Regions from separate parts of the Mus musculus genome. Here regions 2 and 3 are each linked to region 1. A link is a loop called in an ENCODE intact Hi-C map of the cell type or tissue named here. Cell type or tissue: heart. All regions are shown on one strand. Each heading gives the region's core, and the rest is flanking DNA. Links, peaks and the distances in the headings are about the cores only.

Evidence for each region. Hi-C counts contacts between places; a loop is a spot of excess contacts. Peaks named below come from ENCODE experiments on the same cell type or tissue, not always from the same donor. Only the 100,000 strongest peaks of a DNase experiment are listed, where the experiment ranks them.
Region 2: a loop joins it to region 1, with 4 times the contacts of the local background. A loop is called at or near these places in 14 of 42 quality-filtered maps.
Region 3: it touches region 1 in a loop (2.0-fold over the local background); 3 of 42 quality-filtered maps call a loop at or near these places.

The regions. Positions count from the first base shown.
Region 1 is chr10:20,069,497-20,077,550 of GRCm38, reverse strand. Map3k5 (mitogen-activated protein kinase kinase kinase 5) reads right to left here. Exons shown (of 30, transcript NM_008580.4): 12 at 1,020-1,069. Among named protein-coding and RNA genes, the nearest start is that of Map7, 97 kb to the left of the region's middle. In heart, for the core only: a CTCF peak has its summit at 4,128; DNase peaks (open chromatin) are centred at 4,110 and 5,630.
Region 2 is chr10:19,904,679-19,912,732 of GRCm38, reverse strand. Pex7 (peroxisomal biogenesis factor 7) reads left to right here and starts at 5,059. Exons shown (of 10, transcript NM_008822.2): 1 at 5,059-5,274; 2 at 6,831-6,888; 3 at 8,020-8,054. The coding sequence starts at 5,160. In heart, for the core only: no CTCF peak of the experiment used is centred there; DNase peaks (open chromatin) are centred at 5,062 and 5,322; H3K4me3 peaks cover 1,205 bases; H3K27ac peaks cover 956 bases; H3K27me3 peaks cover 190 bases.
Region 3 is chr10:20,019,937-20,027,990 of GRCm38, reverse strand. It overlaps Map3k5 (mitogen-activated protein kinase kinase kinase 5), which reads right to left. Exons shown (of 30, transcript NM_008580.4): 4 at 4,190-4,383; 5 at 2,938-3,106; 6 at 1,704-1,810. Among named protein-coding and RNA genes, the nearest start is that of Map3k5, 89 kb to the right of the region's middle. In heart, for the core only: a CTCF peak has its summit at 4,228; no DNase peak of the experiment used is centred there; H3K27ac peaks cover 467 bases.

The DNA.
Region 1 (8,054 bases), core at 2,194-6,193:
CTGTTGAAGAAGGCAGCAGTAAGTCAGGAGCACCTTGCTGACGAGTGCTTTAGCAGTTGAATATTAAGCTTTTAGAGCTTTGAGAAGGTATTGATTGGAAAGACATGAGTCAGCCGCTTCATCTCGCTTGCTTCTATTCAATCACTCATGAGGTAACAGGTAGCTCTACCGGGGAAACTAAAATTATCTGTGACTCACTACTCTACCAGTTCATGCTCTAACAAAACCAACTACAGTCCTTGCAAAAGCAACAGGATATTGCACAACCCGCCTGCAGAAGTCTGTTTGTTGTCTCCCATTTCCATGGGGGTGGTGGGGGGGGGGTGGTGGTGGTGGTGGGGACAAACAGTAGTAAACAGAATTTGGTCTGAATGTTGAATGAGTCTAGAGACCCGGACTTCTAGACAACAAAGTTTCAAACACTTAACTGCTGACATTGGATTCTGACCCATAACCTTATTTCTAATCCCCAGGAGAGAGCACTTTTTTTTTCTTTTTCTGAGTCATTGGCATTATGACAAAGTTTTAGAACTGAACTGGCTTGTCACTGTGACCTCACAAACATAATTGCATCAACAGTAACCTTGGGGGAAAATTTAATGAATTTCCTATTTGTATGTCATCATTAATTCGAGTTCAGGGTGTAGCCTGGTTGATGTCCTGCAGAGCTTGGATCCACAGATCCTGGTAACACAAAGGTCAGGAAGCCATCTTACAGCCTTAACTAAAAGCTCAGCCAGCGGGAGAAGACCTCTACACGGCTCCCTTGTAGCCACATGCTGACTCCAGGCCACAGTTCACATTTACCCCGGAGTCACAAGCATGGGGTCAGCTCAAGGATCTATGATGGTGAGGCACCGTTCGCAGCAGGGAGAGAGGCTGAAGGCTGAGTCTTTATAACAAAGAACGGTTCTTGAAATGTTTTTCAAATTTAAATTATGATTTAATTTAATAAAATATGCTATGAATATCTCAGGAGCGTGTCTTCTAAGTACACCAAATGGCCCAGGGAGCCTTACCTCACTCCCCTGACAGAGGAAGCACCGAAGTTCCACTCGTGTATACCTTTCTGAAACACAGGAGAAGATGAGGAACAATGAATGGAAAAAAATCATAAAATCATTTAATATTATTATTTTTTAAAAACAAAGTTGTTTTCCTGATGTATATCTCCTCACGAGGCGATTATCTGACTGAGCCCACGAGGGTGATGTTTATTTAATAACACCTGTACTTCCAGACAACAGCTTTCAAAAACCCTGCAAGAATTACTGTCATGAAATTTAAACTTTAATTTTAGTTGTAACTGCTGTGCTTTAATTTTAAGTAAACACCAGAACGAAACAAAGCAACAACCCGGTGATCAGGGTAGCTGAGAGGCTACGGTAGCTCAGTGGCTCCAGCAAATAAGCTCATGTTCCTTTGGGCCAGCTGCCTGCTACCTTCCTTGCACTTGTGTGTTTGAGTTCACATGTATAGGGTTTGGAAGCACATGCGTGCAAATGCATGTGGCGGCCTCGGGACAACCTCGCCTGTCCCTCCTGATTTCTCCAGTGTGGTGCAGCTTTGCTCTTAGGCCCCACGGGCAGCTGTTTCCATGTCCCCAGGTTTGGGAGTGTGGGTGCACACTCCACTCCTGGGCTTTTAAAGTGCTGGTTCTGAGAATGGAACTCAGTCTCCACGCTTCTATGAAGCACATTACTGACCAAGTCATCTCCCCAGACTTAGCATATCTTTTCTGAGAGAGAAAATCAATCTGTATAGCCCAGGCTGGCCATGGACTTGCCATTGTTCGGTCTCAGCTTCTTGAGTGCTAGGATTCCAGAAGTACACCCCACAGCCAGCTTGGAACTAACTTTAGGTAGAAATTTCAACAAAACCTCTGTATCTTTTTATTTTTCATAAATTAATATGTGTGTGTGTGTATGTGTGTGTGTGTCAAAGTGTATCTGCATGTAGACTGTCCATTACAGCTCAAAGGAATTATTACATAATTTATGCAAAACTTAATTATTATGCTAATAATGTTTGGACACAAAAATTTGATTATTATGTGACACAAGTGATTCATAGAATTCATGTTTTAAAAACTTAAAATTTATCTCTCAACCATGACTAAAATATCCTAATTATTATCAAATAATTGTTCTTTAATCATTTTCCCTACATCTCCCAGACTGACATATATGTACAAGGTGAGCTTTTTACCTTAGCCTTCCTACCTGGTTTGGTGTGGGGCCTGAGTGCTAGTTCAGCTGGCCATGCGCTGTACCCTGGCTTTCAGTCCTTCCTCTTAGCAATAGCTAATTCCAAGGTGAACACCTTAATCACCTGCTCCCTGACTGAAGAAGGCGGCCAGATACTCTGCCATCAACATCAGTTTAGGGTTTTATTCGGTTTTCTATCAGCTTTATTCAGAACATCAACAAAGTTTTTTTTTTTTTTTTTTAAAGCTTTCCTAGAGAGTCCTATAAAAATGAACCGTCAGGATTCAGTTTCTTTTTGAACTTGCCGATCAGATGCTGAAATCCAATGGGCTCCCTTTACAAGGCTCCAGTAGATGGTTCTTTATTTAGGAGTCTGACAGCCAATTGGAGCGAACTTATCCATCAACAGAACTCTGTCTGTAAGAGCGAAGACCCAGCGGATGACTCTGAACTTACACTAGGCAATGAAAATTGTCTCAAGCTCATCTACTAAACCAGCGAGTGGCCTTCCATCTTGTGACTGACAACAGTGACAAGACTGTCACCCACGCCATCACCAACTAACACCCATGCCAGAGCCTGCCTGGGAGTCTTTAGAAGTCTCTCCTGCTTGATCTCTTCCTTCAATAACAGCGAAACTACCCTAATTATTTTCTTAATTATTTTTTTACCCTCTGTAAAAGTTATAACAGACATTGAAAAATCATCAAATGTTTGACCACAGCATGCAATTAATAGTATGATATGTAAAACAACCATGAAAAGAGCCCCTTCCCCACTGCTCTGAGGTTGTGGCCTCGTCCTGGCTAATGAAACAGAAGCTGAGCTTTGCAGCTTTGAGGTGGTCTAGAACTCTTCTCTTGGCAAAAGCAACCCAAAAACCTACAATCTCTATCCACAACTCCTATATCTTTCCTAGGGCCATCCAACCAGGAGTGTGGATAGGCCCTCTCAAGTTTGATGCAAACTATTCAAAAACCAGTGTTTAGTGCACCTTACTGGGATTTTAGCAGATTCTGTTGTGAGGTCCAGGGAGGGAGGGCAATGCAGAAAGGCCTAGTGGGGAGCTGAGGCGATGACTAGGTCACTAAAGCACTCACCTGCAAACACAGCCCCGAGTTTGATTCCTTAGAACCCATGTAAAAATGCCAGGGAGTGGCAGGCCCCATGCAATCCCTGAGTGGGCCAGAGGCAGGAAGTCAATCATTCTGCCCTACCTGGTGAATCCAAGGCCATTCAGAGACCCTGTCTCAAAAGAGTCAGCACTCATGAAGATGCCACCTGAAGCTGTCCTCAGCCTTCACACATACACACATATGCATGTACACCTGGACATATACATACATGCATGTGTGCACACGTACTTGCACACATATGTGAACCAGTAAACCGATGAAAATGTGTGTATACATTTAAATTAAGAAAAAGAAAGGCCACATATAAAGGAACCAAGTACTAGACAGCAGCAAATTAAAACAGCAGCCTTCGGCCTCTGCTCTCAATCTCACTCCTATTGTCTGTCAACCTGAGGTCAAAATGTCTCCATAACTGTGTGACCCAGACTTCGCTGCTGACCTATGTGTGACTCAAACGCACAGTGTACCCTTACCTCTGCAGTCTGCCGCTGAGCTGTTGCCCAAGACCACGGTTGGGCTGGGACTGGGCATGAGAGCAGAGCAGGCTGGGTGGCAGGTACACACAGCTCTAAAGTGGCACTGGGAGAAACCAAGGATGGGTTCCTCAATAGACCAGGCTGGTTTGGTAGGAAAAGAGCAGACTACTTCCTGAGTATCTGGTTTCCTGAAGGCTGCTTTGCCTGGACACATCTCACTACAGTGCTCTTAAGTTCAAAGCCTAAGCTACAGCCACTGCACTGGAGGAGGCCCAACCTTCACGGCTAGCAGGGACTCACCACAGGGAGGCACTGGTGAGCTGCAGAGTAAGTACCAGGATCCAGAGATGCAGAGCTGGAGAGGTTAATTAGCCCCAGCAGACCCCACACCATGGTTACCTGTTTGAACCAGCAAAGAAGCACTGTTTTCTAGGAACTGATCCACCCCAAATTCCACGCCCTGCCAAGGGCAGGAATAAGAAGTAGGAGTTAGCAGTGAAAGTGGTAGTAATAATTTAATAATTATACTGTCAGGCCTTATTGCTTACCTGAGCTAACAGTCATTCCTCCCTTGTCCCTTCTCCCTAGCTAACAGTAACAACAGGGCTTTTGGATTTGTTGTTGTTGTTGTTGTTCAGGATCTGCTGGGGCAGGGAATTTAGTCTAAACTGGCCATGAACAGTTCAAGTTCCTTACAGGTGGCTGGCTGTTGTTATGAAGGTTTGGGCTGGATTCTCCTTTCTGGGATGCTGTCTGTATGAGGCAATGCCTGGAGTAGCTGTTTATGACCATGAGAAGACAGCCAACAACTTACAGAGAACTGAGCTCAGAACTCGGGTACAAAATCCCCCTCAGAAAGAACCCGTCTCTGAACTTCTCAGGATAGGAAATACCGTTTCCCTCTTGGTTGAACTTGGGAGTTATGGCCAAACACACCATAAGCAGGAAAGACTGACCACCTGGAACTGGGTAAGAATCCTTCACACAGTTATCTTGACCACTCTACATGGCCACTGCCAAGAGCTGGGCTAAGAGAGGGCAGGCAGCCTGCACAATACACATGCAGACTTTCCTCAGGTACTGACTGGAAACATCAAACGCCCACAGGGAACAGGTACAGGGCTAGGATTCATTAACTATGCCTCATGCAGTCTTCAAGATTTGGACTGAATGGATGTCTACAGAGAACCAACTTACAACCCAGAGGGACACTGGTTTGCAAAAGCTTAAGTTTTTGTACATGGACTATTTTACTATGACCACTACAGGGGATGGGATACCACAGGTGCAGCCCACATATGTCAAGAGACAGTGGGAGAAGCAGAGGGATGGCTTAGGAGTTAGAGCACCCACAGAGAGGCCAGGCTCATTCCCTGCACCTACAGGATGTCTCACGGACATCTATAATTCCAGTTCCAATGGATCCGGGGGCCCTCTTCTGATCTTTGTAGCCCCCCAAAATAATACATTGCATATACATGGATGCAAGCAAAATAAATAAATACATTTTTAAAGAACACAGAAGTAGATGGTGGATAATTCACAGCCTAAGCCAATAGCCCTGCCTCACATACCCATTTATATCTTAACACATGCATTTCTTAGCATACTGTAAAAATTGTCAGAGAGACTAAAAACATCCACACCAGACCCACTTAACAGAGAGAACCCTTCTGAAAGAGCAAACAAAACATCTAGTTGGAAGAAGTACTGTTTCCAAAAATCTCTGGCTCCGTCCTTGTTCTCTTCCTGTCTTCCAAAATCCATTGGCTCTGCACTCATTCTAGGACTGTGTTCATCGCTAATTCCTTTAGTCGCGTTCTGTTCCAAGTGTCCCTGGGTAACCTTGCTCTTTCTGGTTAAGCCTCTGAAGATCTCTCCTAGCCTTGCTCTCTGCCCAGTATAAGACCATGTCTGCATCTACTTTAGAGTGTTGTAAACAAGGCAGTGCACTTCAAAGAGGTATGATTAGAACACACATCGATTGTGCCCGGGTTGTCTGAACAAACTGTATCTCTGTAGGTGCTTGTAGGTCATCAGTTCCAAGTGTCCGGGTCCAAAATGAAACTCCCCCAGAATTCACCCTTCCCTTCTAGGCGAAACCTAGAACCTGCTGGTGTTATCACTCTTAGACTTTGAACCACTAACACTTAATAGTTCCATTTAGTTAATCTTCCTAATGACATTATACATTTTTTCCCCTTTTCTTTTCAAGTGACCCGCCACTCTGCAGCTGCAACCCCCCTTTCCCGCTCTAGGTTCCCTGACTACTTCATTTCTGGTTCTTTCCTTTAGCAGCCTTTTCCCTGCCCCTCCAGGGTCCAAGATTCCCAAACTCTTATGTCAAGGTGAGATACGTCTCACAGCCACAGTGGTAACATCACTGACGCACGTTCTGTGCATTTAGCCCTGTGCCGGGGGACTCGTGGTAATTATCACATGCACTCTCCATAAGTTATCGTCTTTTCTTCATGTAAGGAGGCTACAGGAAGAGTTATCTGGACGGCCCAGGTCACTCAGCAAGCAGCAGGTAATACAAGTTTTTCCACCTTCGCAGCAGCTTCACTCTGACCCTATCCTGGCTATTCTATGCTGCCTTCTTGCCAGCCCTTAGACTTTAAGTGGCTTCAATGACAGACAGCACACGTCTAAATTCTCTTTCCTCATTCAGGAAACAAATTGTGATTGTATACCACCCTGCCTACCAATATATTTGCCACTGCCATCATCACCCCTCCCTGGTAAGCGGGAAAGGCTCCTATTGACCCTGAACGCCCCAGGCTCACACTTGCTTACACTGCCTCCGTGGGACTTTGCTCTCTTCTTCCGAGCCAAGGTCATTCTTTTCCCTTTTCTCTTCCAGTCCTGCTCCAAACCAAAGCCCAGACTCCGAGTCCTTCCGGAAGCTTCCGAAAGAAGCTTATTGATCCTCACTGAACTTCACCGACCAAAGGTCCACAAGGTCTTCCCCACAAGCCACGGAACTCCTCATAGGGAGGAAGCAGCAGGCGTTTCATCACATTATTTACCACAGGCCTCCTCAGGTGTCACAGAACGCTCGCTCCAAGGGAGGTCTTACTTATATACAAGAAATGCTACTGATGTGGTGTCCGCCAGTCTCTCCTCACAAAGAACACAGAGAATGCCTTAGCTGTCAGAAAGTTCTCGCCAAGGCAGGTCCCTTTATGGATAAGTTAGTACTATAAAAAAGACAATAGTACCTTTTGGAATTTTCTACATTAAGGGCTAGATAGCTGGGCCTCATAACAACACCGCTCATAGTGGCCGATATTAGCTCGTATAAGATGTATTTTGTCGTGTGAAGATCCTTTAGTTATTATAACCTGTTAGTGGGCAAACTATAAAAGTCTAGTGCAGCCAGTCCACAGTTGTCTCATGAACACAGTAGTGGAGCCAGCACTCCACAGGTTGGATCTGAAAAGGCCACAGTTCTGAGAGAAGCCACTTGGAGGCGGATGCACAGACATCCTTTTGGAAATGGATAACTGCACACTCACTGGGTGCTTTCATGCTATCCAGCCTGTAGCCTGTCTGCCTAAACACTACCCCTTATCAGACTTAACAGGACCGAATGTATTCAAACATACAATAACTTAAAATATCAGGACAATCAGAATCAGGGTGCTGCAGGGCAGCTGTCTGGTTTCTGTGACAGGTGACTTGCTAATGTTTTGATAGCCAGGGCCTGGGCATGATTGACAGCTGGGAAAGGCTTATCCCAGCTGATGTGAATACCCCAGTGTATAAGTTATTCTTCCTGTATTATAAACATGCTGTACGGCTGGGCCTGCTTAGCCTCCGACACTGGTGGTTCATGCACGTGAGTTCTGACGAGTCAGGTGGGACACACAACAGAAATCCAGATTTTAATCCAGTTCTTGTCGCCCAAGTGCCAAGGATCCAGCCATCCTTTGAAAACTACCATCCCTAGGAGCCCAACTTAGTCATAAAGTCAAGGAAACAACGATTCTTCATCATTGGCTACAACTGAGACATTTGGAATGCACACAGCCCTTTATTAAACTTGTTCTCAACCACAGCTGCACATCAGACTCACACGGCGATTTTCCTATCAATGTATGTGTTGACTTACTCTAACAATGCGCAAAATTATAGTTATTCTGCAGGCTCACACAACAGGTAGCTCAATGTATGTTCTAATGGATACTTAAAATCCCCCAAATGATACTCTCACATTGTTAAAAGCATAAAGC
Region 2 (8,054 bases), core at 2,610-6,609, 170 kb after region 1:
GTTTCCATTCTTCCTAGAGAAACTGCGGCATATTTCCCTCTTTTCTTCACTGAATCATTTTATGATTTTATTTACCAGGAGGCCACACACACATACTCACTCACTCACTCACTCACTCACTTTTTTTCCCCTTAGAAAGCAACTTTTTAAAAGTTTGAAACAAAGTCTCAGGTAGCCCAGTCTGGCCTCCAACCCCCTATGTAGTGGAGAAGATAGTCACCTAGCTGGGCTACAGTCAGGAGGAGGTGCTCTGTCTGCTTAGCCAGACTCTCCAAGGGTTTTATCTAGTACTCAAACTGATGTTAAGTCAGATACAGATATTGATAGTAAAGGGTTATTGAACAAAAGCTAGCCAAAGATGACGTTGGCGCTTGATGTGGGATAGTCCATTGCTCTGCAAATCCTAATGTTTTAGACAGCCAGCGGCGGCCTGCTGGCTCTGCAAAATAGATGTGAGTCTTCAGAGAACTTCCTGCCACACATTGTATTGTCTGGAGAAAGAGGCAAGAAGAAAAATGTCACTACATGGTTGATAACATAATTGGTTCCTCAAATATTTTCCATAGATTGGTTAAATCTTCAATTTCAGAATACATGGATATATAAAAGGTTTTTTTTTTTTTTGAAAATTAGAACCCAAATTTAAAGGATCTGGCATGAAAAGACTTCTCATTATTTACTGTCCAGATATTTATTTACCATGTATGTGCATTTTTTTCTTAAAAATTTATATAAAAATATATATCCTTGATATTTGGATGAATATCTAAAAAATACTATTTTTAAAAAGAAAATGAATTTAGGTCAAGATAGTTTTAACTTTGGGGGACATTGCTTTATAGCTCTCAGGGAGCACACTTTTCAACCATTTGCTTTGTTAACTAAGATTCCCTGACAGGTCCTCCACTGACAGGAAATGTTACCCTGCCATGACGGAAACACAGGCTAAAGCTTGGCTACCCTCTGCTGGACTTAGTTTGAATAGAAATATCTTCCAAGTATGGTGGATTTTCCTTATAAGAAGCCTTAAAGTTATAATAAAAAGATTTTTTAAAAAAGATTAGACCCACTATGCTCATTTAATAGAACACAACCCCAAATGTCCAAGTGCCTTTTTTCAAAACACAGAGTCTTCTGCTACTCAGCCATGCTTTCTCCACTATAAAGCTGTCTTAATATTGGTCATCTTACAAACATTTTTATTCATCAAATTTGCTACAAAGAGGAGACGATCTATGGCTTGAAAAAAAGGAAAAATAAGAAAAGCAATTTTAATTCTCATAGACTTATGATGAATTCTTTTTAAAAAATCAGAAATTCGATTTTATAGTTGGTTGGAATTTCTGGAAGCGTTCAGATTCATGGAGAAGCTTAAGAGGACAGAGTTTCCTTGTGAGACAGGAAGGTAAGACCATTCCTGGGTTGGGGTCAGCTTCAAAGCAAACCAGCAACAGTGAAGCCGGTCAGACGAAATCTGGGGGCAAATTGTCTTAGGGAGATGGAGAAAGGAAATTAATTTCATTTTTAAGGTTCTTGAATGTTTTTTCTCTGAAAGCTAACAGAGAGGAATACCAGTCTCGAGAGAAGTTGGCATACAGTATATGTCTGCATGACTCTAACTTTTCAGTTAACTTAACATTGCCAACAGAGTTACTTTTTAATGCATCATACTTTCTTTAAAAAAAAAATTGTTCTCGGCTGAGCAATGTCCATGCATGCTTTTAATCCCAGCACTCTGGAGGCAGAGGCAGGTGGTTCTCTGTGAGTTTGAGGCCAACCTGATCTACAGAGAGCATTCCAGGACAGCCAGGGATATGCAGAGAGAATAAAACAAAACAAAATTGTTCTGTTTTTGAAAAGTAGGGGCCAGTTGCTCTTTTACTCATGAGCTCAAATTGCTCTTTATCTAATCAGAATAGTAGTTTAATTTGGAATTGAACTTTCGAGTGTCTGCAAACATGAGCAACAGAGGTCTTCATGTTGACACCGATTCAGGATTTTGTAAGCCATCTTGTGTCACCCTTGATAACAGCACACAGGTAGTGTAATTGAAATGATACCACATGCACTGGACCTCAGGTTTACCTGAGTGTAAAGCTCCTGGAACAAACAGGCATGCAGATACCTCCCATGCTTGTAAACTTCCAAGGTAACTCAAGTATTACATGTAGCATACTCATTGCCTAATACAAATGAAATATCACTGGAATTCAAATTTCAACTTAAAGCAGTAAAGCTGGCAATAACTAAAAATGAGCCATGTGAGGAATTCAGGTCTGGTGGTATCTTCTGGTTCCAGAAGGAAGATATCATATCATTCCCAGGCCTTCCATTGCCCAAGTGATACCCTGCATGTACTATCTTAGCAAACTCAGTCTGAGACTTGGGTTGTAGCTCTTGGTAGTGTGTTTGCCTAGTGTGTGTGAGGGCATGCTCCCTCTGCCTTCCCGACACAGAATCCTGGATTGCTTTGGGGCATACCATCCCTTTAACAGGTCCAGTGTCTGCTTCCATTTTCTAAGTTCCTGACAAAGCTGAACACTTTACTCTAAATGTGCTTTTATTCTTTGTACTGTAGTTAGCGTATGAGAATCACTCAGAGTAGCGTGTGTGTGTGTGTGTGTGTGTGTGTGTGTGTGTGTGTGCTTTATGTGCATTTGTGTGCAGGTAGCCATCTTGGTGTACACACTGAGGCCAGAGAAGACTATCAGATGTCCCTTCTCTATCACTCTCCACCTTATTCCCCTGCTACCCAGAGCTAGACTGGTGACCAGTTAAATACCAGTGATCCTCCTGTCTTCCACCCTTGTAAAGTTTCACAGGGCTATAGCTAGTTGAATGGTAGAATATTTGCATAGGTTATCTGCTGTTATTGGAATAATTTCCATATTTTGTCCAGTCTGCATTTAGTACTGCTATGGACAGAGATACCAGGCCCCTAAACAGATACTTACATAGCCATAAGAACTCTGTTGTGTCATTGCCTGATGCAAATCTAATTTCTAAGCATTTAAATCTACATCTGAAAATAGTGTGCAAATCTTCCAAGCTTGAAAAATACTTCTTGTTTGTTTGTTGTTTTGTTTTTGGAGACAGGGTTTCTCTCTGTAGCCCTGGTTGTCCCCAGGACAGCCACTCTGTAGACTAGGCTGGCTTCAAACTCAGAGATCTACCTGCCTCTGTCTCCGAAATTCTGGGTTTAAAGGCATTCATTTACCATGCCTGGCTTGAGCAGTATTTTTTTAAGAGACATTTATTTTATGTGATGTGAACATATGTGAGTACACTGTCCCTGTGTTCAGACACACCAGAAGAGTGCATCAGTCCTCATTACAGATGGTTGTGAGCCACCATGTGGTTGCTGGGAATTGAACTCAGGGCCTCTGGAAGAACAGTCATTGCTCTTACCCACTGAGCCATCTCTCCAGCCCCAAGTAATAAATGAGTCTACAGTCCCCATCTTGTGGATCTCTCTCCCTTCCATAGCTTCTCCACTGCCAGCTTTCCATGTGGCTGTTTGCCCCAAATCTGCCTTTATCTGTCTTCTCTCATTCCATTCTCTTGCTAAATAAAAATAATTTCCGTGGTTTAAATATTATCTACATGCAAGTAAGAAGGCTTGGCTGGACTCCATTGTGCTGTATTCAAGTACTGCACACAGTACACAGTCAACATGCAGAACTGGAGTTTATTAATGCTCCATTGTCCTTATTTCAATAAACAATTCCTGTGTCTAGATAAGTACTATACTAAGAGTTGGAAACCATTTAAGCTTTTTGTCTTCATTTGACCCTTAAGCGTACCCTCTCCACACCTTTCCATAATTCTCAACAAAACACTATTACCCAACTATAGCATCTTCTGCTTGAGTTGTTGCTAAAGTCTCTAACTGTACTCCATTGCCAATCTCTAGCCTCCAGTTACTGTTGCTTGGGAATGATAACTCACTAAATGATCCATATCTGAAAACTTGCACAGATCTCTATTATTTAAGCTGCAGCACAGTTCCTTGGGCATGGGGTACAATACAAGAGTTCATGTTGGAGCATTTGATTTTCTCTCACCAGGTGGAATCTACCCAAAGTGCTCTTTCTCTATCAGGCTAGACTGAGTCCTGGCAGCTACCATCCCTTGCGGTTTTAGGTTTCCTGGGTTCTTCACCCTTCTCCTGATCCCACAATGGCTTCCAACTTTTTAGTTAGAGAAAGTCATTTGTATGAATTCACCCTAGATTATCTCCTTTCTAAAATGTTCCCTGACACCCTACCCTAAAAACATCTGTGTATATTCATCACAGCATCAATAGCATTTTGATTACACTTGACAGCTTTCAAGTCTTGTAATCTCTTGAGCTCAACCACGTATCCCAGTGGGTCTTTTGAATGCAAAAGTCTAGCACCAAGCTTGGTACATGACTTGGTCTGTGCAGGTTGACTGGTTTAATGATTAACAAGTCTCTTTCACTCTTCAGTGTTTGGTTTGGCAAACTGCACATTCATCTACCACATTGCATATGCTTGGCAAACATTTGAATGAAGAAATTAATGAGCCCAAGTCTTCCTTAATTACTGGAATATATCTGCATAGTGCAACTAACTACATAAAACCTATAGACCGCAAATTGCACATGATAATAGTCCTATCCTTTAACTTCATTGTTGTCTGGATTCAAATTACCTTGGGCAACCTAGTACTCCATTCGTTGCCCTTGGACTCACTAACTGCTTTCCGAGTTTGTTGTGGCTTTTATTTCGTAACCATCAGGAAAATGTCAGAATAGCAAAGTTTTAAAGTTCAAGCAATTAATAAAAACACAAGGTTTTTATTTAAAAAAAAAACATGGAGGTTGCAATTAAACGTGAACAACTGTCTGAAGTGACTCCTAGCGAGTATCTTCTCTTTTAGGTCTAGAATAATCTCTGAAAGACCAGTTGATTTTAGTTAGAGCAAATCATTGGATTTTTGCCCAAAAGAAAAATGGTCCTCGCGGCGTCAGTTCCCTTTTCTATGTAGCCCAATCAAAATCTAGGATTCCGGGCGTCGGCGTCGTCACTTCCGCCCGGCCTTCCTGGACTTTCAGTGAGCCGCAGTGGGGCACTTCTACCTCGAGACTGTTTCCGCGCTCGGGCCGGGAGGCCGAGTGACGGCGGGCGAGCGGAATGAGCGCGGCGCGGACGCTGCGGGTGCCCGGCCGCCACGGCTATGCGGCCGAGTTCTCTCCGTACCTGCCGGGCCGCCTGGCCTGTGCCGCGGCGCAGCACTACGGCATCGCGGGTGAGCGCGGGCCGCGCCTCCGGGGCGGGCGTAGGACGCGCCGCTGAGCGCGCGGTGCCGCCGCCACCGCCAGGGGGCGACAGAGCTCGGCCCTCCCTCCTAGGTCCCCCTTTCTGCGGAGTTGGCATTGGAGCCCAGGGGAAGTCTACAGCTAGTCCTTTCCCTTCTGTAAGAAGGATGCACTTGTCAGTACTTGCAAGGTGGAGTCAACAGAGCCACCAGTTCAAAGCCATCCTCAACAGAGACTTAGGGAGACGCTGGCCCTTTCTTGAAAAAGAAAAAAAAAAAAACTAGAAAATTCTGTGCTCGCTTTTAGTTGTTCTAGGGGAAGTGGATAAATGTGCAGAGATGTCTAAGTGCTCAAGCCATTTATTTTAACTTATACCCCATCTGCTGTTTATGCACAGGAGCAGTGTATGGCAAACCATTGCATAATGTCAGTGATCTGTAATACTTGTTTACTGCAGGAAAAAAATACGATTTCTGAAAAGTAGTGGTAAATAAACTTGTTTCCGTATAGTTTGTCCATTAGTGCTTAGTGCTTTCACGGTTGGGTTCACAGTTCTTGGCCATCAAACTTTAGACTTTTATAAAGGTTTCTTACAAGAAATTGGTATAATTAGGAATTGTTTTCTAGAGATTTTTTGTGTGTGTGTCTGAGTTTTTTGCTTGTATGTATGTCTGTGAACCATGCCTGGTGCCAGCTAAGGTCAGAAGAGAAGATTCAAAGAGGGTGTTGGATCCATTACTGATGGTTGTCAGCTGCCAAGTGGGTACTGGGATTAGAAGCTGGCTCTGCACATGGAAGGGGTCGGGTCTCTGACCTGACAGTTGACTTTTTTTTTTCTTCTTCATCAGTTACGTTTAAGTGGAAGATCTTTAACACTTTACCCACCTCACTGATCACAAAAACTCAAAGCGAAATTCTGTGAAGACTCTAGTTTGAACAGTTGAATGTGCATGTGAGCATAGTAATTAGTCATCTTACCTTGTAAAGTTCAAGTGCAGATTCCCTTTGAACAGATGTTAATGGAGTGTGAGATGGGGGAGAGAAAGAGACATTAGTCTTTCAGCAAAAATTATTGATTGTTGGCACATAACTGAAGTTAATGTTGTTTTCAACACCTGACCAACGAGTATATGGTATTTCCACATATACTGTCTTAAAATGCTGTGATTGGTGTGTTCTGCGTGTATCAGCAGGGGAGAACCACAGTCTTGGGGGTTTGTAAGCACAAGCCTTCCTTGTCTTCTGTTATTAGCTCCAGCTTGAAAGGTTTGCGTGCCTAGCACCAGGCCCGGTGTGAGTTGGCACTCTGATGCGTTTCCCCAGACTGGTGTTCCGATTCCAGTCTGGCCAGATGGTAAGTTGGATATTTAAGGACTGAAGCATACTATGTAACTTTTAATTGTTCTGTATATACGGTTGCAGTTATTTTATGGGAAATTTGTGGTAGTTAAAGCTGGTCCACAATGTTTAAGATTTCATCATAGATGACTCCCAGGAGGTTAAACAACATGACTTAGGGCTTTGTTTTGTTTTGTATTTCTTCTAGGCTGTGGAACTCTATTAGTATTGGATCAAAATGAATCTGGACTTCAGATTTTTAGAAGGTAAAGTGATTGACATTTCTGGTGCTGTGATAAGGCATCAAGATTAAGGCAACTTACAAAAGAAAGTAGTTACTTTAGGCTTATAATCTTAGTGGGTCAGGGTCAGAGTCTATAATGGTGGAGCAAAGTCATGGCTACAGGAACAGCTGAGAGCTCACATCTTGAGCCACAGATGGGAGGCAGAGAGATCCACTCTGGGAATGGGGCAAGTCTTTTGAAGTCCCAGAGCCTGGCCCCAGTGGCACACTTCTTCCAGCAATACCACATCTCCTAAATCCTTCCCAAATACTTGTATCACCTAGGGACTGAGTATTCAAACCTAAGAGCCTGTGGTGGCCATTCTCCTCAAACCATTATAATGGCTCTAATTATTAAGTGTACATATACAGTCAACCTCTGTCAAAGTCTTAATGCAGTTGCATTTTGAATATTTGGAACTAATAGGTTTTTAATTTATGATGTAAAATAAACTTTTACATTGGCATCATATAGAAATTATTTTTGCTAACTATGATTATGCCATGTTCTCAAGCTTACTAGTGTCTGCTTATAAATTATACATTTAAAACGTAAAACAGTGAGCGTCTTAGTAATTTAGTTTCCTTAAGCAAGAGCTAGCGCTCATCCTGTGGACTGCCCAGTGTTTCTCTCTGGACCTGTCTTCCAGGTTGAGTGATGGACACACGCTACTTCTATCAGGATTAGTCAAAGGCAGAGGAAAGAGATTCTGTAGAAAGCCACTACCTGCTCGTAGCTCAGATGAAGAAAGATTTGTGGGAGTATTTGAAATGATTGGTCTCCGTATTTTGAAAGTCTCACAAGTGCATGCTGTGAGTCACAGGTGCACTACAATAAAAGCAGGTGATGTCAGCATGTCTTTGGTGGATACCTCATATGAGTGTTTGGAAACCTCCTTTCAGTTTAACTTTGGAGCTATCTACCTGCCCTTCCTGGGCTGTGCTTCCAGGCCACTGTGGAGTACCTGCTCTATTTATCTCTTGTAGTTTTCAAGATCATCTGAGGTAATGTGTGTTACAATATGTGAAAAACAAGGAAAAAAACAGTAACTATAAAATTAAGATGTTAATCATTTTGTGATCTGCAGTGCATGTATTTTCTTTTCTGGCGTAGCTTTGACTGGAATGACGGCTTGTTTGACGTTACCT
Region 3 (8,054 bases), core at 2,133-6,132, 49 kb after region 1:
TAAGTTCTATCTTTACTAAACATCTTGAATTTAGATTATTGCTTTATACAAGCATGCTTTCCATTCTGTTGTATGTTACTTTTGGAAAGAGAGACAAGGCACACAAAGTCAAATTCTAAGAGATTCCTAGGATTTTTCTCAGTTTGCTTCAAAATACATTTTACTTAAAAAAAAAAAAGGGGGGGGTGTATGTGTTTGACAAAGAGCATACACTCTAGAGAGAGCTTACCTTATCTACATCTATAAGATGTATAGGATGTTTAATAAATTAAAGACAAAATGGCTTTCTGTCTATACAGTCTATGTTTATTGGTGAAGTTGACAAGCTCTCCAGTTCTATTGGGTAGGGAAGCAAACACATGGGTTCTAGCTGAATGTCATGCTGGCTTTCTAGGACAGCATGTACCCACTGGGAGCCTTCAGGGACAATTACTCAGCCTTTCCAATGTGTAGGGGCCTCAGTTGAAAAGGGAGGGAATTTATGATACACAGTGAGTTCTACATGAATTAGATGTCTTTTCCTTTTTTAAAAAAAGAGTAATTTTCTTCTGCAGCGACATGCATGCTCATCCCTGTTACTGTGAAGGAAAGAGCGATACAGCTAAGTCTTTTGGACTACTCAGGATGCTGGTTCCATCCGTGGTCAGAGCACGGGTGACCCTCTGCGACAACTGCACCTGGGGAGCTGCACTGGAAGCTGGGCTATGACATAGGCAGAAGACAGAGTGGGGGCCAAGATAGACTCTGTCAAAAGTGACTCAGACAGAGTCACCGGCAGAGTTCTGATCATAACTAATCATGTTCGCAGTGGTCCTTGGGAAAACTGTCTCTGCATGGGAAACACATTTGCTTCCTCAAAACTTCCTCATACTTGAATGAACCAGTATGGGAAGGCAGATGATACTGAGGTTGTCTCATGTCCTTGTGAAGTCTCAGTCCCGGTTCCATCAAATATGCATTGAAAATATTTGGAGAAATGTCTATACTGAACATGCAGATTTTTTTCCCTGAACAGGAAAAAACAACCATCTACATAGCATCATATTATGTTAGATATAGTTATCTAGAGATTGCTTTAAATGTATAGAGAATGTGTGATTGTCATAGGAGATACTATATCATTATATAAGGACTTGAACATCCTTGAATCTGAGTACCTTTAAAGAGTTTGGAACAAATTTTTAACAACTGCCCAAGGACAACTATATTTGCTAAAAAAGTAGTATCATATTGATAAAGCACTGAACGTTATAAAATATAAATAGCAAACACAAGTTCTGTCACAGAAAAAAAAAAGAATTATATCTACAAATACCAGGAAAGGCTTTTACTAACAGAGAGACAGAGGACACACACACACACACACACACACACACACACACAGAGAGAGAGAGAGAGAGAGAGAGAGAGGGAGGGAGGGAGGGAGGGAGGGAGGGAGGGAGGGAGGGAGGGGACTAGTAGTAATAACAGTCATCAAAAGACAGAAGTGGGAGGATCAGAAGCTCAGGCCAGCCTGAGATACACAGTGAGACCCTGTCCCCGCAAAAGAACCAGAGAGAAACCAGAAAGTGTGCTTGTAGTACTTCAGTGGCTGAGGTAGATACAGTGCAACAATATTCTAATTGGGGGCTGCCTGGCAGCTCCTGGGGACTTTGTACGAGTTCAGTCATCACGTCAGAGCATCCCAGAAGGGGCTATCTTACCTGTTCAGTGCAAATGCGTAATGAAACTTCACGTGGTGGTGCGAGGCCAAGTCGAAGGTTGGAAGTTTTTCTAACGTCTCTACCAGCTTCACTATGGAGTCATAGTCCTTTCAGTCAAACAAATAGCACAACAGAATTAAACCCTGAGGAGAAATATTCAACAAGACAGCCAGGCATCTAACTCTGAGAAAGGGATGAACCGCAACGTTAGAATTGTTGAGGGGCATAGAAGGTATCTGCAGCAAACCCCCTCCAACACACACACACACAAACAGTCTAGACAGGAAGCCATGGAAGAGGGCTGTTAAGAGCTGTGATTGATGGGGATTCTCAAGTGTAGCTCTTCACGGCTGATGGCTTCCGGTAGGGGTGGGGATGGGGAAGGACTCAGTTTTCTTTAAGGGGCTGGCCACTGAGGGTTAGCCATGTTTCAATGATTATACAGGCCACACAAAATAGACTTAGTATATATATATATATATATATATACTTTTCTTTTTCTTTTTTTTCTCTTTTGTTTTTTTGGAGGGAGGTTACAAGTTCAGGGGGATGGACCTGGGAGGACCAGGAAGTGAGTGATTGTGGTACATTATGTGAAATTCCCAAATAATCAATAAAAGTATTATTTTAAAAAATAATAATACTCGGTTGAGACGTTTGAAAACCCTAGAAACAGCTGTGTTTCTCCTAAATTCCTACTATATGGATTGAGGCATGAAAAATAAAGTTATGGTATTTGACAAAACCCAAAGAGACAAAACAAATGAACCAATGAACCACAGACACACGACTGTCTCCTCTCACGTAGCTCCTGATCTGCAGGCTTCCATCAAAGACATGAAAAGTTTGAAGGTCATGGAGCAACTGACTGAAATTCTGCTGTAAGTAGCAAGACTATTTCATGTCACGGTAAGTGAGTTTCCTCTAGCCACAGGCTGCTAACTGTCATGGTTCTTTGTAAACCGAGTCTCTCTCATAGACAAAGTTTTACACAGGGCCAAGAGGCTGGATACAGGAACAAGAAGCCAGGAGTTACCTGGATTTCATGATACAACTCTAACACCACGGCCCTCACTGAGAGTTTACTCTACTTGCTGGCTCTTAAAAAAAAGCCTAAGACCTGGCAGTGGAAATGATGCAGCAACATGGACTGCTTACTACCTAGCTGTCGGTCTACACCCGCGTCCCTCCCTCCTCCAGCATGATACCTGAGGGTGACTGAGAGTCCTCTCACCTGGATGTCTCTGTAGGAAAGCAACAGGTTGATAACAATGTCTGCTGTCAAAACTTCAATATTGTCTACCCGTTGCCGGATCCTCGCCAATTCAGCTGCCAATTCTTTACCAGTGTACAGGTTCCGTGCTTTCCTGATATCGCTGAGTATGGATTCCCGGAAGTACTGGCTGGCGAAACACCAGACATTTCAAAGAGTTAGCTCTAGAAATCAATTCACTGAAATACAGTACTTTATGAGGAAAACGCATGACATTTGTCCACGACTAGTTTCCAGCACATTAACATATGTGTATCTGGCATTATTAACAAATTTGGGAGTCCATGTATTTCTTTTAGATTTCTGCCATATTTCAAAAAATATACAAATTTTAATATTCATCTTACTAACTCGAGTGCAAATTATCCCAATTAATTTAGATAGGCCCATGATCTTACTTCACTACAACCTTTACTCTCTAGCTCAGTACCATTATCCATTACCATAAACAACTGATTCTTCTTTTTTTTTTTTTAATCACACTTGCTGGACATATGCTCATGATCCTCGCACTCAGAGGAGGCAGAGGCAGGTAAATCTTTGAGTATTGGAAGCCCCCCTCCATAAAGAGTTTGAGACCACATAAGAAGTTCCAGGCCGGCCAGAGCTATTGGAATCAAGAGAACTATTTTACATTTCTGACTTAGAGCATGTGTGTGCGCTTTTGTGTGTGCCTAGTCTCGGGGATGGGTTGTCTGAGGCCAACTTTACAGGAACCATTCTTCTCCTTCTACCATTTTGGGGCCTGAACTAAAGCTGTCAGGATGGGCAGCAAGTGCCAAGGATTATTCTTAGCTAAACTATCTTCTTAGCAAATCCTGCCATGTTTTGGCGCTTATACTAAAAGTCTCTGGAAATTTATTCTGATGTAGCCATAACTGACCGTGTGCATGTGTGTGTTTATTTCTTTATAAGCATATTATTTATAAATAAGATTATATAAATAAAATTATTTAAAAATAAGTTAAATGAATATAAGTACTTATAAGTACATACATACATACATACATACATACCTTTGTCATTATTATAAAACAATTAATAGATTGGGGCCATTTGACTTGTGAACGAAAATGACACACTTTCTCCCCCACTCAGAAGGTACTGCAAATTGTTCCCTGGCTCTTAAGTAGGAACATGTGACAAGAGACACAAATAAACAAAGCAGGACAGCACTGCAGGCTCATCGCCCACTGTGGGCACCAAGTGTTACCTGGAACTCGCTTGCGCCACCTTCAAAAGCTGAACGAAACGGTCCACGAGGGGTAAGCAGATGGGCCCCAGCAGGAGCTCGAAGTTAGGCTGCATGAGCTCAGTCAGGCCCTTCATGAAGCTGCTGTCACAGCAGTAGACCTTGTTGTGTGGTGTCACCATGTAGGGGATGAAGGTGTAGTTCCCGGTGCACACCTAGAGAGACAGGAGGCACCAGACAGTAGGGAGCTTGCCTAGGGGGGGTACCACACTGACAAAAAAAACGCCAGGTCGTGTTACAGTGACTAAAGTTATTATTCTTAACAATAATTCTGAGTGCAAAGGGAAACAGAAGAGATTCATTTCTTATTGATGACCCATGAAAACAGAATTTTCCAACTTCCTTAATTGCTTACTTCAGTATAATTAGGACTTGCACATGATAAAGTATCTTTTATCAGCCATTAAATATGCATGTGCCGTCACACGTTGCTACTAGGATACGTGCTAAAACAAGAATGATTTAAGCATAACTTCCAGCCTCCAGGGAATCAGAAATTCAATCAGGCTCAACAAAAGGAGAACAAAACACTGAGAGCTTAGGAGTTTCACTGGGAGTTTAAGGGTTCCCCTGGGAAGGCAGGAGCAAGCCCAGAATACAGCTGCTTCCTTCCAGGTCCACACTATCTTGTCTCCCACTCACTGAAACCCGAGACTGTGAGACTGTCGCAGCCCTTGCTCTCCTGGCTCTACAAGCTCAGATTTGCCTGACTCCCTCCTCTCTGCTAGCAAGGAGGTGCACACACCTTACACCTGCCTGAGTCTCTGCAATGGTTTTCCTGGTCCACACTGCCTTCCCTGCTACACTCTGACCTCCACACTGACTGCCTGCTATCCTCTCTCTACCCAGCTCCCAGACAGTCTTTAACATCTACCTACGTGAGCTACAAACAAAGCTGCACGAAGCCCCACAGGCGAGCCTGTGATGAGGGTAAGGCTTAGGCTGCTGTCCACAGACTCCCAACCCCTGCACATCCTGCCTTTCGCTAGCTGCAGTCTGTGCCCTCTCCCAGAGTCACTAAGACCAGGCTTGGCTGACCTAGCAGTTTCCAGATCATGCCAAATGAAGGGACATTTGTGCCCAACAGAAGCACTGTTGGGAGATGACAAAGGGAACCGGACTATAGACCCCGGGGTAAGCAAGTCTGACTGCAGTTAGGGCCCAAAGAAAAGGACCGCAAGGCAAGCTAAAGACTTTCAACTATGTATTCTGAGGAGTGTGAAGCGAGCAGAGGATCCTGGGCAGAGAAGACAAAACAAGAGTGGCTGTGCACGTGGGCATTCTGGGTAGGCAACAGGATAGACTGTAAGAGCAGGAGCCAAGATGTAAGGAAATGAGGCAGAAAGCTATGTGGCATAACCAGCTCGGGGTTGAGGCAACCTGAACCAGTAAGTCCTTATAAAGCTCAAGCTTAGCACCCAAAAGGAGAATCAACTGGGACGGAGATACAGCTGCATGCACGGGAAGGCGCTGAAGGTGGATCCAAGTGGGGCCTCTTTACAAGAATGGTTGCATTACCAGGAAGCAAGAATGCGGCCTCACTGTCAGCACGCTGCTTTCTTAAGAACCTCAGGCAGCAGACCCCACATAGAGCCCCCCCCCCCCCCCAGCTAAACTCTGAGAAGACTAAAGAGACTGAAACTTGAAGTGGGCTGGAATGGAACGCTCACTTGGAAGGAGTATAGCTTGCCTTCGAAAGACCGGGAGGGATTTGGGGTGCATGGGAATGTAAACACAGATCAGGGTCTGATTTGAGATAACCCAATGAAATGCCAGGGACCTCTAAGGGAAACCCATAAAGAAAAGCGTATGCAAAGGTCTGAGCAGTAGACGGGATGTGTGCCTCCTGGACAGCACTAGGAGTCCTGGCCTCAGGCGTGCAGGGAGTGTGCACTCTCTTACTGCTCGGCCCTGACTGGCAAGAGCAAACATTAACTCAGTACTTGCAAGGAAGAAGGGACATGTGGCCTTACTGTCACCATAGCCTCAGTGCTTACATGACCACAACACACACAGAAGAGGCTCTTGGTGCCACTTTACAGGCGAGGTGGCATCGAGCTTAGACCAAGCTCCTGGCCTTGGTGTATTCAAGCTTCTCGCCCAGTGCTTTCTCTGTAGATAGAGCATGTTGTTGTTGTTAGGGTGAATTAACCATCTCACATGACCTTCATAGGGCGCTGCACTTGCTCTCCCTCCCGATATCGCCTTCACAGGCATCTGCATGAAGTAATAATGACAGCTCACTACAAGCATGAGCTTTTATGGCCAGATTTAATTATTTATGAGCATGTTATGCTTTGAAGCACCTGGGTGTCGGCAGTGAGCAAGAAATGAGACTGACCTGACGTCAGAGTATGAGAAGGACTTCCACAAGGGGAGATGTGGGGTTTAAACCAAATCAAGTTGCCCTTTACAAAGTGATGGGGAGGCCAATCAGGAAGAGTGAAAAAGAACTTGTTCTCCTAGGATGCTACCCGGATCTCAGAGCAGCACAGCCACCTAACTTAATCCTTTGACTGGAGCCACTGCCCAAGCTGGATGCATATTCTCTCTCTGTCTCTCTATCTCTCTGTTCTTCTCTCCTTTCCCCTCGCTCTGTCTATATGTGTAAAATCCTAATGCTCAAAATCTAAAACCTATACTTGACCATATCCAGAGATATCAATAATGCTGATCTTCCTTTTTAATCCTTAAGAACTATATGAAGGAACAAAAGTACGTGTGGAGAAGGAGTCAAACGCCTGGAAGGAAATGGTCACAGCATTCAAACACACTGAAGGAAGTATACATAAGTCAGATCACATCCAGTCCCCAGATTGCAGCAGAACCTAAATCAATATCACAAGGCACGAGGCTCCTCTTACCCTTCCTGCCCTTCAGGCTTAGGGAATGCTACCTCCTTTGGTGGGCTTTGATATAATGATGGCCACCATCTCTTCAGCAAGTCATGTGCCCTAATTTCCTAAAAATGTATCTGTTTGATTCTTTGTTTACCTGTCCTGATACTCTAGCATTCCCACAATTTGATCTCACACAACAGTTATAAACACCACTGTTTTTATTCTCAAGCACTAGTGTGATTGGTAGGCACCACACCCAGGTCCTAGCATACCATTCACATTTAATTAATACCAGCTGAATAAAATGTGTTACACAGCACTGAAGCATGGAATGGAAGTGTTCATTTCCTGATGAAATGTGAGAGATAAGAGTTTAAAATGGCCACATTATCCACACTGCAATGCGTCTTCCTTGTGGTGAAATCTTAAACCCACCAACTATAACGTTAATCTTGCCATCTCATGTGGAATTATGTAGGTCTTATGTCACATGTTATTCTCGCTCTGAATTGTAGATGTATACCTGTTTTAGGGTTCTTAAACACTGCCTTACTTCCCAAGATAAAATATACCACTGAGCCACAGGGCCATTCCCATTTCTACGGTAATAGTTCAACATTTCCCATGCAGTCTTTTTTAATTTAAAATATTAAATATCTCTGGTTTTCACATTAATTTAATTCTGTATGAGGAGTTTGCGCTCTGTAATGTGATCTCAAGGAAGAATTTCAGGCTTAGAGAAAGGGCTTGGGGATTTGGCTCAGTGGTAGAACACTTGCCTAACAAGTAGATGCCCATGGGTTCAGTCCCCAGCACTATACAAACAAAGACAAAAAGACAACCTAAGAATTTGCCTGAATGCCTCAAAATAGAAGATACATGATAGACAAACAGAAACACAGAAAATATATATGATATATATTTATATATTCACATATGTATATATCCATGTATATCAACACATATATACATATACATCTATGTAT